2 separate regions of the Homo sapiens genome follow, and region 2 is linked to region 1. Evidence: chromatin contacts called from ENCODE Hi-C or POLR2A ChIA-PET data. All regions are on one chromosome and are shown on one strand. The core of a region is the stretch at or near the end of the contact, and the rest is flanking DNA. Distances in the headings are between cores, read along the strand shown. Region 1 holds the start of MAPRE2 (microtubule associated protein RP/EB family member 2). Region 2 holds the start of ZNF24TR (ZNF24 transcription regulator).

Region 1 (6,599 bases), core at 3,356-5,855:
GCACTGTCAACAGATACCAGCTACAGAGCAGGAGTGAGCCTCTCCCCAAAGCAAGAGCACCCGGAAGACCATTCCATTAACAGAAGCTCTGAAAATCCGTAAAAGAAGTTCCAGAGTTGGGCATGTACTAAAGCATCAAGTAATCTTCTGATTTTTACAAACACTAAGAAAAATAGTAAGGACAAAAATCTTTATTTTTGGAAAACCTCCTTTGACAGTATTAAACCTAGATGATACTAACAAATACATAATAAAGACATGAACGTAGACTTTTGCAATCTATAACTGCTGTTTTGGGGAATGTGATGTGAAGCCTATGTTCTGATAAAAGTGAGCCATGTTACAATAGCCTCTATTGAATGGAACACACTTTCACAACTCTTTTATACACACACGTGCACAAAAAAACACACACACATGCACAATATTACGATATTTCTCTTTGTTTTCCTTAACAACAGCATGTTTTTTAAAACTGGCAAAGCTGGATGTTATGGCCAATGCTTTAGGCTTAAATTTTAGTTTTGCTTTTCTCTGCAATCCATTTCCTGGGGCCAAGTAATTTTTTTTTTTAAAGTATTCAGAAACATGTGCTACTGTAGTCGCATGCTCAAAACACCCATGTGGAAATAGTCCTCTAGACTTATACATTCATTCTTAAAAGCCTGGAGTATACAAACAAAGATGCAGTGGGCAGAGAGCCAGTTAATAAATCTCATTTCCAACTAGCATCTGCATGAAACAGAGCTATGGGGAGCATCCTCTCCAGGGAGATCCAGAGCACGACTCATTCGCTCTGTGAATTAAACAGTGTCACCTCGGATGGCCCACACCACATTTATTTTTTAAGCAGGTCTTAAAATACATAGATTTCTAGCATTCATAAACACAGTGAGGAAGCTGAGGCTGAGAAGGAAATCACACAGGAGTGAAAACATGTCTCTATGAGTCTGCTAAGCCATTTTTGTACTTACTCTTTTCAATTGGAATTACTAATCCAGGGGTAATTTTCTAAAGGAAGCTTGCTTTTCTAATCAAGGTGCAAGCTAGTTTCAATAATGAGCTGCCACCCACTCTGTTCCATGCTGTGAAAATGGGCTTTGTTTACACTATCAGATACCTGGGTTAAGAGATGTGGGTCAGGAACCAAATTTGACATACTTATGAACAATATGGTGCAAATGCTATAACAGTAATGTCTCCTTCTCCAAAGAGTGACTGCTTGCCCATTAACAATGCTCAGGAGAGCCACCCTATCCTCTAGGTGTTCCCTCCTCTTCTCACCTGTGCTGCCAGCAAGGTGAGACATGTTCTTGTCCAAGAGCCCCTGCAAGAGCCCTTTTTCAGTAACAACAGTATTCTTATGTTACATAGCTCTTTTAGGAAATTACTTGGTTTAAATATGGAGTTTAGCCTCACAATATCTCTCTAACAACGGGGGCTAGATATTTTTATATACAACAGGCAAAGGTAGAAAATAAAGCCTAAGGCTGGGTGCAGTGGGGCACGCCTGTAATCCCAGCACTTTGGGAGGCCAAGGCAGGTGGATCACTTGAGGCCAGGAGTTACAGACCAGCCTGACCAACATGGTGAAACCCCATCTCTACTAAAAATACAAAATTAGCTGGGCGTGGTGGCGCATGCCTGTAATCCCAGCTACTCGTGAGGCTGAGGCAGGAGAATCTCTTGAACCCGGGAGGCGGAGGTTGCAGTGAGCAGAGATTGCGCCATTACATGCCAGCCTGGGCAACAAGAGCAAAATTCTGTCGCAAAAAAAGAAAAGAAAAGAAAGCCTAAGATAAAGACCTGTTCGGGGGCCTACCTAGAAGTCAATAAAGGATCCAGGGAAAGAATTCCCTCTGATCTTGCCAGGGAACTGGGCTCACTCAACCCCAACCCCACCATAAGGGACTCCACCCAGAACTTCCAGGCACATCTTCATTGTTGAGGGCCATACCAAACCTATAGCCAAGGCAAAACTTTTATTTGGTTAAATCTCTACTCTTCGCTTTCAAATTGCCTTCCAAGTTTCCTCAGCAATTAAATGGCTATAATATTCCAGTCTTGGGATGCCAAAATAATGATGGAATGCTTCCTGGATAGAAAAATGTGTCACATTTTTCCTTTTCCTATGCCCCTCCAAAAAAATAAGTGGTAATTATTACACTGGACATCCACTTTGAAAGAAAAACAGAAGAAGAAAAACATCGAATGTGTCTGTCTCCATGTGCACCCTTTGTATAACACAAGACAAATGCAATTTGAGAGGCTTCCTTCTTCATTTAGCCTATGACACCTCTCGCTATATCATCCAGTAATCCTATTATATCAAATACAAATGCAGTGATGCTCTTAGGGACTTAAGAATTTGTTCAGTAAGATCTTTATTAAAATTCAGTTTTGTTTTTTACATAATTTTGAATGCCATTATAGGGACTCAGAAAGCAAACTGCAAATAATTTAGGAAACGCAAATAATAGCCTGGGTTGAATTAAAGAGGTAAATAAAATTTCATTTTAAAGCAATAATCTGTCACCAAAACGTAACATTTAACCTTTCTGTCAAATGATTTTCCACTGCCGTTTCAAGTTAGTTTACATGAGTAATAAAACCCAACCAGGCAACTTCCTTTGGCCCGTGGGGTAAAATTCGAATTCTGTCTTAAAAGCAACTGCTACCTACACAGCAGGGATTAAATCATTTAGAAAATGAAGGCTTCAAATTTATTTTCTACAAAAAAAGTTCAAACTAGTGAGATTTAAAATCACTTCAAGTTTTTTGTTTTTAAATTCTATTTTTAGGCTTTGGGATGGTCACAGAGGAAAAAGGTGGAGGAGTAAGAGGAGAAGAGGCCCAAATTTCCAATCACAGGGTCTCTGAAAGGATATCTCCAGAAGTTGTGGAGGAATTTTGATTTACATTAAGTGAATAACAAGCACTTGAAATCTGTAAGAATGCCATATCAACACATTAGTTGGAACCATAAGGCATGAGATTTTGGTGACCTCATGGGCACAGCCAAAATTAACTCCAAGTATTTATGTAACTGCCAGAGATGACAGGGCAAAGGTTGCTTATAATTTTTTTTTTTTTGAGTCAACAAATACTGCATTTCTTTGGCCAAAGAGAAAGGAAGTAGGGTACTTTCTGGTTCTATTTTGTGATATGCAACATTTACACACACAATATTCTACCCATAATACCATCTGAATGTTTAGATGACGGCTCTAAAAAGGAAAAAAAGAGTTATTTCCTGTTGCTCATCAGCTGAGAGGATGCGCTTTAGAGGTATGTGTGCTCTGCCTCAAAGCAAAAGCATTGTTAGCGTTTATCAAGGTAACATTTAAAAATAACTACCCCAGTACAAAAGAACTTCAGAGGAAATATGACCGAAGCTATCAGTCTCCCTTCAAGTCTGGCCTTGAGCTGCATAAGACTCTAGCTGCATTCTCCATTACATTGTTATCCTTATCAAACAATGCAAACAATTTTAATGAGCTTATCTACTGGAACATATTGCCAGATATGTTAATGTAAAAATGATGCCAACCGTACAGGCCAACTCATTAATCAAAAGGCTCACAATACAATGACCAAGATCAGTCCCATCCTCAAAACAGACCTCAGCAAAAGACCAGGAATCACCTTCCTACTGTAAATAAGAAGGAAAGGCTCCCCCACCCAAGCGGTGGCCATAAACTCCTTAGAAAATGCATAACAGCGCCCAGTTTTTTTCAAGTCCTTTGCAGTCCAGTCTCTTTCTAATAAACCTAGGGTTCTATGGAGAAAATTTTGGTGAATGTCTGACACTATCACCTCTGCTGTCAATCCCTGCACCAATCAGCGAGCAGAATTCTTACAAAGCTCCATCAATCTGGCGGTTTAACATCACAGACTGCAGCTTAATCTAGAGGATTCCATCTTTCCTGCACACTCTCCAGGTTAAGCGCAAACGTTTTTCTCCCCACCCTCCCGTTTTCTGCCTTTTGGCACTGCTACCTAATGGCTCCTTTAAAATCTAAAAGGGAAGGAGGAAAGGAAGTGCTACTGCCTGTCTCCCTTTGGACAGCGGGGGAAAACAGCATGCATTTTTATCAGTGTGGAAGGAAAGAGATGGAGGGAGACCCCTCGAAGGCAGCAAACCTATTCACAAAATGCTTTCCATCTGCAGTCGCGGAGCCTCAATGCAAACCCAACATGACACATGGAAACAGATACCAAATAATCACAACCGCCTTCACAAATGCATGCCTGCAGCAGGGGTCGCAGGCAGTGTCTGCTCCATTATATAACGGGCTGGATTTCCGCGCGCCCTCACGGCGGTCCCCGGCGCTGCTCTCGTGCCAGCCCCATTACCTGTAGGAACGCTCCCCGCGCACTGTGTGCTTCCGGAAAGGAATGATGGTCCCGTTATTATCCTGGATGATGTCGTTGTTGTTCTCGCCATTTGGGGACAGGGTTTGGGTCGGCCCAGGCATTGGCGCACTCCCGAGAAGGGGAACAAACCGCTGTGGGCTGGCTGGTGAGGAAGGTGGCTGCGTCTTCCCGCTCGCTCGCCTGCTCCGCACGGACCGTGCCTGCCGCCTGCTCGCTCACTGCCTTCTCCCAGCTCTCGCTCGCGCCCCGCCCTCCTGCGGCCCCGCCCTCTGGCAGCTGACGTCAGAGCGCCGGCAGCAGCACCCTGGTCACGTGGCCAGCCTGTTGCCATGGCAACCCGCTAACTCATCACCTCGCCTCAATTCGCACAGGGTCGCGGCGTGACCACGCCAGCAGCTCCAGGCAGGCACCGGGGCAGGCCTACATCTGGCATGTAAAACCCCAGGCCACCCTGCAGCCCCCCTCGCAGACTCGCCTTGTCTGAAAACCAGCTCTTCCTCTAACCATTTCCTTTCCGACCCGTGCTGCCACTGCAGCTGTGTACACAAAAGAACGATTCATGCAAAGGGGTGTGGGAGACCCTTTAACTCCTTCAATACCAAGTTTTTATGCCATGACAATTAAACTTGGTCAGGTTTCAGAAAAACCTAAAAAGGACCTGGTGGCCAGCTTGTAGAAAAGGTATCAGACTAAGGTTAAAATTTCTGCCTTTCTCCCTTTCTCCAAATAGCAGCAACCATCTCCCCAAAAACAAGCCAAAAAGCTAAAAACCTACAAGGAAGCTGTATTTCCTTCTAATCAATGTAGCCTTTAATAATGTGAGGATTAAAGATGGCAAATTAAGAGATCATCTGTACAAAGGAATCCCCAAAGAGGGTTTTTCTTTTAAAAAAAGATAACCACCATTTTACCAGTTACCCAAAACCCTCCAATTCAAATTCTTTATGCTGCCTCCTGATACAGATCATTAATTCATTGACATTTATTCTATTTCCATTTGAATTACAAAAGTGATCACCTCACTTAGTATTTGAAAGTGCTTAACATTCAAGCTGTTCTATATCCTTGCAATACCGCTTTCAAATATATTGGCTATGTGACAGATACTATTATTATTCCCATTTTAAAGATGAGTAAACTAGTAAGATTAAGTAAACTGCTTAAGGTCACACAGCTAGGAGTGGTGAACTGGAGCTTCCAAGTGACATGGTTTTATCAATGTGACTGGACAGTAATGATCTGTAATGTGAGCTCAATAAATATTATAAATCAAGGTAAGAATCAAGTACTTCCAAGATGACTGTTGTGAAAAGATAACTGTGAACAGAATTGCTAGCACTGTGCAGTCTACGGATTAGATTATAAACTGAAAAGACCCTGCATATGTTCAGTACTGTCCTCCAGAGAGGAGAGATTTTTTTTTTATTATTATTTTTTAGAGGCAGAGTCTCGCTCTGTCACCCAGGCTGGAGTGCAGTGGCGCAATCTCAGCTCACTGCAACCTCCGCCTCCTGGGTTCTAGTAATTCTCCTGCCTCAGCCTCCTGAGTAGGTGGGATAACAGGCGCACGCCGCCACACCCAGCTAATTTTTGTATTTTAGTAGAGACAGGGTTTCACCGAGTTGCTCAGGCTGGTCTTGAACTCCTGAGCTCAGGCAGTCCACCCGCCCCAAAGTGCTAGGATTACAGGCATGAGCCACCACGCCCAGCCAGGAGAGATTTTGAAGGATTCTTTGCTTATCAGCAGTGGTCTCTGACCTTTTATAGGGTGAAAAGGGAAGAATTGGGGTGTAAAAGATACAGCATAAATATATGTGTCATAAAGTATTAAGCTATGACTCACTCCTTCACATCACTGTATGGTTTATCAGCTTTATCATTTTGTGATACAGATATTAAAAACAAGTAAACACTTTGTCATTCCTGACAATTCTTCAGCATATGTCCCTGGTAATAAGTTATTTCTGGTATCAAGTTTCTGGAATTAGAATCAAATGTTTTACAACCCAGATGGTAAGGATAATCTCAAACAAGGGGCCCTACTTATTTTCCTTCCTATTTTATACTTTCCTCTTGGGCTATTATTTTAATAATTTTATCTTTTGCTTCTCCAGTTAGTCCACAGTGCACAAGTTGATTCCTTCGTCCACATCTCACTTTACATAAGATTTTTTTTCTTATACAATCAGATCCAATTCTGACCTAAGACTTACAAGGTACAC
Region 2 (7,105 bases), core at 1,564-4,063, 430 kb before region 1:
AGTTAGTGAATTATTTTCTCCGCTTGGCACATGGGGAACAGAGACCAAGAGAGAATTTTGATATGTCTGGGAAACAAGTTCTCTTTTCTGTGATGGTCCCAATTGTCTGTTTGTTTATTCATTCATTAGTCATTCATTTTGTTATACAAACCCTGACTGGAGGCCCTCTGTGTACTCTGCGTTGCACTAGGAGCCAGTCTACAATGATAAGCAAACTGTGGTTCCTGTCTCATGGACCCTCATAGCCTAGACCATCATCAAAGAGTCATGTAGATAATAAACTTTAAAGCAACAGAGATGTGCATTCCACTGGAATATTTTTGCTGCTGTGAAAGTGGAGGGTGAGGTTCTGACCTCCTGTGGGGGTACAAATAGGCTTCCCCAGAGGTGTAGCTTTGGGGCCGAGTCCTGAAGAATGAACTGGTGATTACTGAGCAAAATGGGCTGCAGTTGGGGTCCCCTGCCAAGGAAAGGACAGATGGGGCATGGTAAGAGGGAGGAACTTAGAGGCCGGGGACAGTTGGAATCAGAGAGTGGGGACATGTGGCTGAGGAGGAGGCTGAGGACAAAGGAAGGCCCATAGCTGAGGAGCTGCACTGAGGACTTGGGCCTTTGTCCCAAGAGCAGAGGAGCCATTTTGAGAGATTTTATGCCGAGGAATGACATGATCAGAATTGCACGTTGCAAAGAAGATCCTGGCCGCAGTTCTAGGGGAAGGGTGGGTGTGAATGGCTGGTGATGCACTACAGAGTTGCTCAGGGAGGCATGGAAGTGGCGCAGGGGGTGTTGGAAGAGCTGGAAAGGAGCATGCTGGAGGTAAGTGGAGCACAGCAGGGAGGGGCACATGCCCAGCATGCTGGGCGTCGGCTCCTGCCTTGAGGAGCACAGACCTGGGACATTTGTTGGAAAGAGGCAGGAGTCTGAAGGCAGGGAGGGATGACCATCATGAATTCAGTCTTGGACCTGTTGCAGCCCTTGAGGCACCAACAAGAAGAGTCCCAGAGTCTGATGTGGTCATTCCCCTTCCTCTCGTCCATACCCTGAAGTGTTTCTAGAGTCTGGGAAGGTTAATGAGCCTGTGCCACAGTGAGTGATTTAGTGTTCTTGGTGGCAGAGTAAGACATAATGAAAATATATATCACTTTCAGTGAAATAGAAAAAATTTTTAAACTTGAACTTAAAATATCCCTACCAGCAAAAACTTTCTGCCCTTCCCTGTGCCTCTTTTCACCCAGGCCAACTACACAGACCCCCAGAGCAAACTGCGGTTCAGCACCATTGAAGAGTTTTCCTACATTCGGAGGCTGCCCTCTGACGTCGTCACCGGCTACCTGGCCCTGAGGAAGGCCACGAGCATCGTTCCCTGAGCCCCAGAAAGGGAGATGAAGTGGAAAGCTGTTTCAAAAACAGACTCTGGACTCATGATTTTGTTTCACGGAAACAAACTCGTTCTGCTGTCAATCTGAAAATGCCAGTGCTGTGCCTTGGAAAGAATGTTTGGCTTTAATTTAAGGGTTTTTTTTTTTTTTAGTGTGTGTTTTCCCTCCAAGTGTGATATTTCCTGCTGAATTAAATTATACTTCAGTTGTTGCCTCAAGTAAAGGTGTTTGACAAGAAGATACAATAAAACCATACTTTTCATTTATCCCAAGTCCCTGAATTTTTGTTTTAAAGTGGTGAACCCCGTATAACACATTTAAAGACTCTGCAGTGAATCCACAACAGGTCTGGATTACTTCTAATCCTGGTGACCCCCCTTTTAGAGCATGTTAGTCTTTGTCTCTGATCAGAATGCTTAGAAGAATTCCAAAATTGGGTCCAGAGAAGAAAGAGGCAAGTAGTTTGTTCTGTCCCACTGGGCTGGTTCTCACATGTGCCTCTGCCTCAGATCGGCCTCCCCTCATCTTTGGAGGTGTGGAGTACCAGCATTGACACTCTGTCCCAAAAGGGCTTTTGTCTTGGTACAGGATGCCACCCCTCTGGCTGCAGCCTGCTCCAGAAAGGGAGTGTTTGCATCTCCATCCTCCAAGAAGAGGAAGCATTTTCTTGGCCGGGGAAAGGAGAGTGTCGAGATAAGTCCTGGGCCTCTCTGGGCCCTATACCCGCATTTCCCCAGGGAGGACAGTGGAAACAGGCCCTGGGGCTTCTGGACCACAGCTGCCTCTGCTTTGGGGAATTAGGCACCAGGTGTCCTTTCTCTCTGGGGAAAGCCCTTCTTCAGGCTTAGAGAAAATAAAACAAAGCAAGTCAGCTGGGAGAGCAGCCTGTGCAAGTGGCAGCTGCCTGGAACCAGGCTCCTTTTCCTCCAGGTTGGCAGCCCCAGCATCCTTCAGCACCTTCCCAATAACAAACCGAGAGCGGGAGAGGTGCTGTGGGGCCTCCCCCTGCCTCCATGACAAGGGACCTGAAAGGATGGCCAGAAGAGGTGGGGGCCTTTCCTAAGCCCACAATCACCGAGCAAGCATCAGAGTCACCTGGGAGCCTCCTGTGACACAGATTAGGGAGCCTGTCTCCCTGAAGTACCTGATCAGTAGATGGTCTGGGGTGGGGCCCAAGAATTTGCATGTTTGCTTTGATGATGCTTTGAGACCCACTTTGATGAAGCTTTGAGACCCATTTTGCTGATGAAATCAATGGTCTCTGAAAGACCAGAGGCTGCTGTTTGGTTTCCGCTTGTACTTCCTGCCAGATGTCAGCCTAGGAAAAACGCCAGCTTCCGTTTTGGTAGAAGCAAGGAGGGAATGAGCCAAGGGTCCTTCCTGCTTCGCTTCCACCTTCTATTGTACAGAGAAAACTTGGGGCAGGTCCACTTCTTTTCCATGAAGGTCCCCAATTGGGCAGTGCCCTGAAATCACTTCTAATGCTGATGCTAGGCAACACCTCAGACCTACTGCTCAGACCCTCCAGGGGCAGGGCCCAGGATTGAAGAGGGAAGCCCTGCTCCACACGTGTTCATCAGGAAGGACCCACAGACTGCTGCTCCTGGAGGCCTCTCGGTTTATGGATGTGTGTTTGTTCCATAAACCCTCAGAGGGTCACCTGGAGACCCGCTAAAATGCAGGTTCTTGGGCCACATCCTAGACCTTCTGACCGACCCAGGGAGTGGGGCCCAGGAAGCTGCATTTGACAGATATCCCCGTGTGATCATCATGCACACAGGAGTGAGAGAACCAGTGTTCTCCCCGGGCAGAAGGGAAGCTCGTGTGCAGGACACCTCACACCTCCTTTCCCATTCCCCTGCCAGGCTCTCCCTGCTGACATTGTTTTTGCGGGAGAGCTGTGAATTCTGAAGATTAGGTTGCTTCTCACCCCAAGCTCCAGAAGTCCAGGCTGAGCCAAACCAAGCTTCAAGTTGTGAGTATTTTGAATAATGAGCCCTTGCTCATTAACTGATCCTGTACTGAAATAGCCCTTGCTGTCCATGCTGTACCCCGGTGGTTCTCAGGCCGGGCTGCACGTTAGAATCACCTGTGTGGGTGGGGGGTGTCCAGGAGGGGGATGGTGAGGGAGGTTTAAAAATACCCAGAGATTCTGATTCCACTGGCCTGTGCAGGGGCCCGGACATAGTATTTTGAACTCCCAAGATGCTTCTAATGTGCAGCCAGCGTTGAGAACATTTGCTGTAACTATGAAGAGAATATTTCATGTAAGGTACATTTTCTTATTCTCAGATCAGCTGGCTCTTTCCATCCCAGGCCATGAGCAAATTGCAAGGGGTTTCTTTGGGATGTGTGTGCATGTATGTGTGAATTTAGAGTTCCTTTTTACATGGCATCCCACACTGGAGTCAACTATGAATGCCATTGCAGATTCCTCCCTCTTCATTCCTACATCACCCTCTTCCTCTTCTACTTGGCTCCAATCCTGCTTCAGGATCACCTCATACCCTGCCTGACACTTTCAGTGTCCTCCTGACAACTTTGAATGACTTTGTTCATCACGGCATATCTACTGGTCATTTGCCTCTGATAAGAGGTCAGTTCTGGTATTGGTCTGCAGGATCCAAAAGAAAAACTCAGACACTTTAAGAGAAAAACAATTAGCTGGACTTGAGAAATCCTCTTAAGACCAAACTCAGGTCCAGTCTGCTCTGACTGGAGTTTGACTCTTTCTTAATCTGGTATTAGGCATGGTTTAAAACGACCTGTAACGTTGAAAATATGCTCTTCAGAGCCAGAAGGCAGTCCCTGTAGGTGAGGGGGACCCATTTTCCCCCATCTCCCAAGTTAAAGCATGGATCTGTCCAAATTTTAAATGTGTTTCATGATTGATTTGGCACCTGGTGGAGGGCTAAACATGTTTGCAGTAAGAAATCTCTTAATTTCTGAATCCATAGTCATTGGAAAAAGATACCAGATATTTGTTACTCTTTCCAGTGACTGTAAATTGGGAGAGTTTAACTTAGTAAAAATAAAGGGTAACGAAAGAAATCAATGGACTATGGAACTTGACCCCATTATCAAATAGGACAGATATCCTGGGGAGAGATTACAAATTATGCCCTCTTACAAATGCATGAAACAATAGTGTCATTTAAAATAATATTCTATCTGATGGGAATGTGTGGGCCTTATTTGGATCCTCATTCAAACAACAACAAAAAAAACTTTAAAATTTTGAGACATTTGGGAATCTGATATATTTTGATATTTGATAATATTTTGGAATTCTCACAAATAGTTGTGATTATGCTATTGTAATGTTAAAATAATTCATATTTTTAGAGACACCTACTGAAATATTTATGGATGGAATGATATGACATCTGGGATTTGCTTCAGAATGATATGAGAGAGAGGAAGTGGATGAGAATCGTGTTGAAATAAGATTGGCCATGAGTCAGTTATAGTTGAAGCTGAGTGATAAGTCCATGGGGGTTCTTTATACTATTCTGCCTTTGGTATATGTTTGCATTTCTTCATAATAAAAAAGCTTTCAAAAAGAATGAGATATTTTTATTACTAAAAATTGTGATGAAATCTTACCCAAAGTTAGTGCTTTGCATTAGCTTGCACTGGCTTACAGATGCTGAAAGTTTGAGAAATGCTGCCTAAATGGTATGCGGTCTTGAATAGAGGAAGTACCCAATTCCTAAAACATCTAACAAAGAATATAGAAGAGAAGAACCATGGACAGGTAAAGTTGTCCTGTAAATGTTCTTAATAGAGGTCTTCATTGTGTGTTCAGTTGTCCCGGAGGGCTGTGTATTTAAGAGTATTTTCTCTGTAGAGGTTAGGAAGCCTGAGAGTGAGAAGACCAAAGACTTCAGCTTTGAGGTTCTAGTGGGGTATAAATCTTAATAGAGAGGGCTGCGGATGCATTGAATGACTGACTATGGCTTGAATAAATACCTGTTGTTATAATTCCTGATAGAATCTGCAGTATTCATTTATGTAAATAGAGAAGGAAATTAGGTTATCAAAGAACTATGCACCTGCACAAATTGTTTGGCTTCAAGGAATTGCTTTTGCTGAATTTCAACAGGGTTTATGCTTTTGTGCCCATATTAAGGAATTGGATTGAAAGAGGTCAGGAGATATGGACCTACAAAAATGCCTATTACATTTGTCTCAGAAATGTCCCACAGAACCCCACTCCCCCACCCCAGTCCTGTAGGGTGAGCTTTTTCATTCAGGACCCAGACATGGAGCCTGATAGCCTGGGTTTGAATCTCATTTCTGCATCTCACTAACTGTAGTCTTGGGCACATTACGAACTTACTCTTGAATTCTTAGTTTCCTTATCTGTAAAATGAGTGTTATAATAATGTCCACCCCACGAGATTGTCAGGATCAAATAAGAAAATGTCAGAGAAACACTTAACTCGGGACTGGGATCACCCACATCCCCTCTGGTCTGTGCATTAGAAAGGCAGAGTTTTCCTGACTTGTATGTTCTGCTTGGTTATATTTCTCATTTCCTTGGCTCCTAGGACTCTTGGCTCATGCCCGCTTGTAGTAACTGAATAACATCATATGATAGATGTTTCCATGTGCTCATCTTATTGCTGGCTCTATCAACTATTTTCCTTGCCTTCTTCATTGCTTATTTTGACCATTTCTTTTCGTCCTTTATTCTCTTATTCTAATAAGCTTGCTCAACTTTTTTATGAGACAAGGGAAGGAGTAAATAACTAGCTAAAGAAGCAATGATCTGTGATTGAGGCCGGGGGAGAGAGAGGGGTTGAGGGATTTGTGGGGTGAATAGCAGAGGACTTTAATGGAGGAACTCCTCTAGAATAATGAGGGACAGAAAGAGCCAGTAGAAACCACCCACTGGACCTCTTAAAAATCACTAATGTTTTATGCCTTCTTTGGTATTCACCATGTATACTACCATGTTTCCTATGTAATAGCAAACCTTAAAACCCTAAAAAAACAAAAAAGGGGGGCTAGTTGTTTACTTGTTTTGATGACCAGCTTGAGCAGGAAAAGGAGGGATCCTTCTTCCTGGATCCACAGAACTGGATCCAGCCTGGTTTTCTTCCATAACTCAGTGGCCTCTGTCTACTTGTACTTCTGTTCCAACTGCCGTCAAAGCCTTTCCTGAGAAGAGTCAGTGTTTTCCTGGCCTACAGGATGCTGACTACTGACAGGTGCACAGTGTGCACCAAACACACCACTCGCCTCCCCTGGGGTCAGGAAGATGAGTCACATCCATCAGCCCTGGTGGCTTGGAGCCTTGGATCTTTCTAGTATGAATCCAGGAGGGCATAGCCTGGGGTTCTGCAGTGTGGAATACTGCAAGGGCTTTTATCAGGGAGCCAGCCAAGGCCTTGGTGACTGATATCTCCCCTAATAACATCTGGAAAGGAAATTGCTCACTAGAGATAAAGAAGAGAATTTCTGCTCTTCGCAACGGAAAATTATTACAGACAACATTAGACCTCAAAAATGAGCTTCCTCAAAGTACGCATTTGTACAACTCCCCCCGAACTCCTTGCTTGGCTGTTTGGAAGGTTTTGTAGAAAAACAGTAACCTGGCCAGGCGTAGTGGCTCATGCCTGTAATCCCAGCACTTTGGGAAGCCGAGGCGGATGGATCACCTGAGGTCAGGAGCTCAAGACCAGCCTGGCCAATGTGGAGAAACCCCATCTCTGCTAAAA

Evidence for each region. Hi-C counts contacts between places; a loop is a spot of excess contacts on that map. ChIA-PET counts read pairs that join two places held with the same protein, here RNA polymerase II (POLR2A). Pooled maps may share reads with other maps.
Region 2: a loop to region 1 is called in a map of endothelial cell of umbilical vein, with 2.8 times the contacts of the local background. The contact joins the promoter of ZNF24TR here to the promoter of MAPRE2 in region 1. A Hi-C loop is called at or near these places in 1 of 168 maps with a recorded cell type or tissue (endothelial cell of umbilical vein), 1 of 37 single-sample maps with no recorded cell type and 1 of 50 pooled maps. POLR2A ChIA-PET finds 5 or more read pairs at or near these places in 2 of 52 experiments (MCF 10A and PC-9).

What each region holds. Positions count from the first base shown.
Region 1 is chr18:35,039,419-35,046,017 of GRCh38, reverse strand. It overlaps MAPRE2 (microtubule associated protein RP/EB family member 2), which reads right to left and starts at 4,605. Exons shown (of 7, transcript NM_014268.4): 1 at 4,357-4,605. The coding sequence starts at 4,478. RefSeq lists an enhancer at 4,496-4,645.
Region 2 is chr18:35,462,873-35,469,977 of GRCh38, reverse strand. ZNF24TR (ZNF24 transcription regulator) reads left to right here and starts at 2,813. Exons shown (of 3, transcript NR_186612.1): 1 at 2,813-3,651. INO80C (INO80 complex subunit C) reads left to right here. Exons shown (of 5, transcript NM_194281.4): 5 at 1,236-1,645. The coding sequence ends at 1,367. RefSeq lists a cis regulatory region at 6,817-6,834 and an enhancer at 6,753-6,897.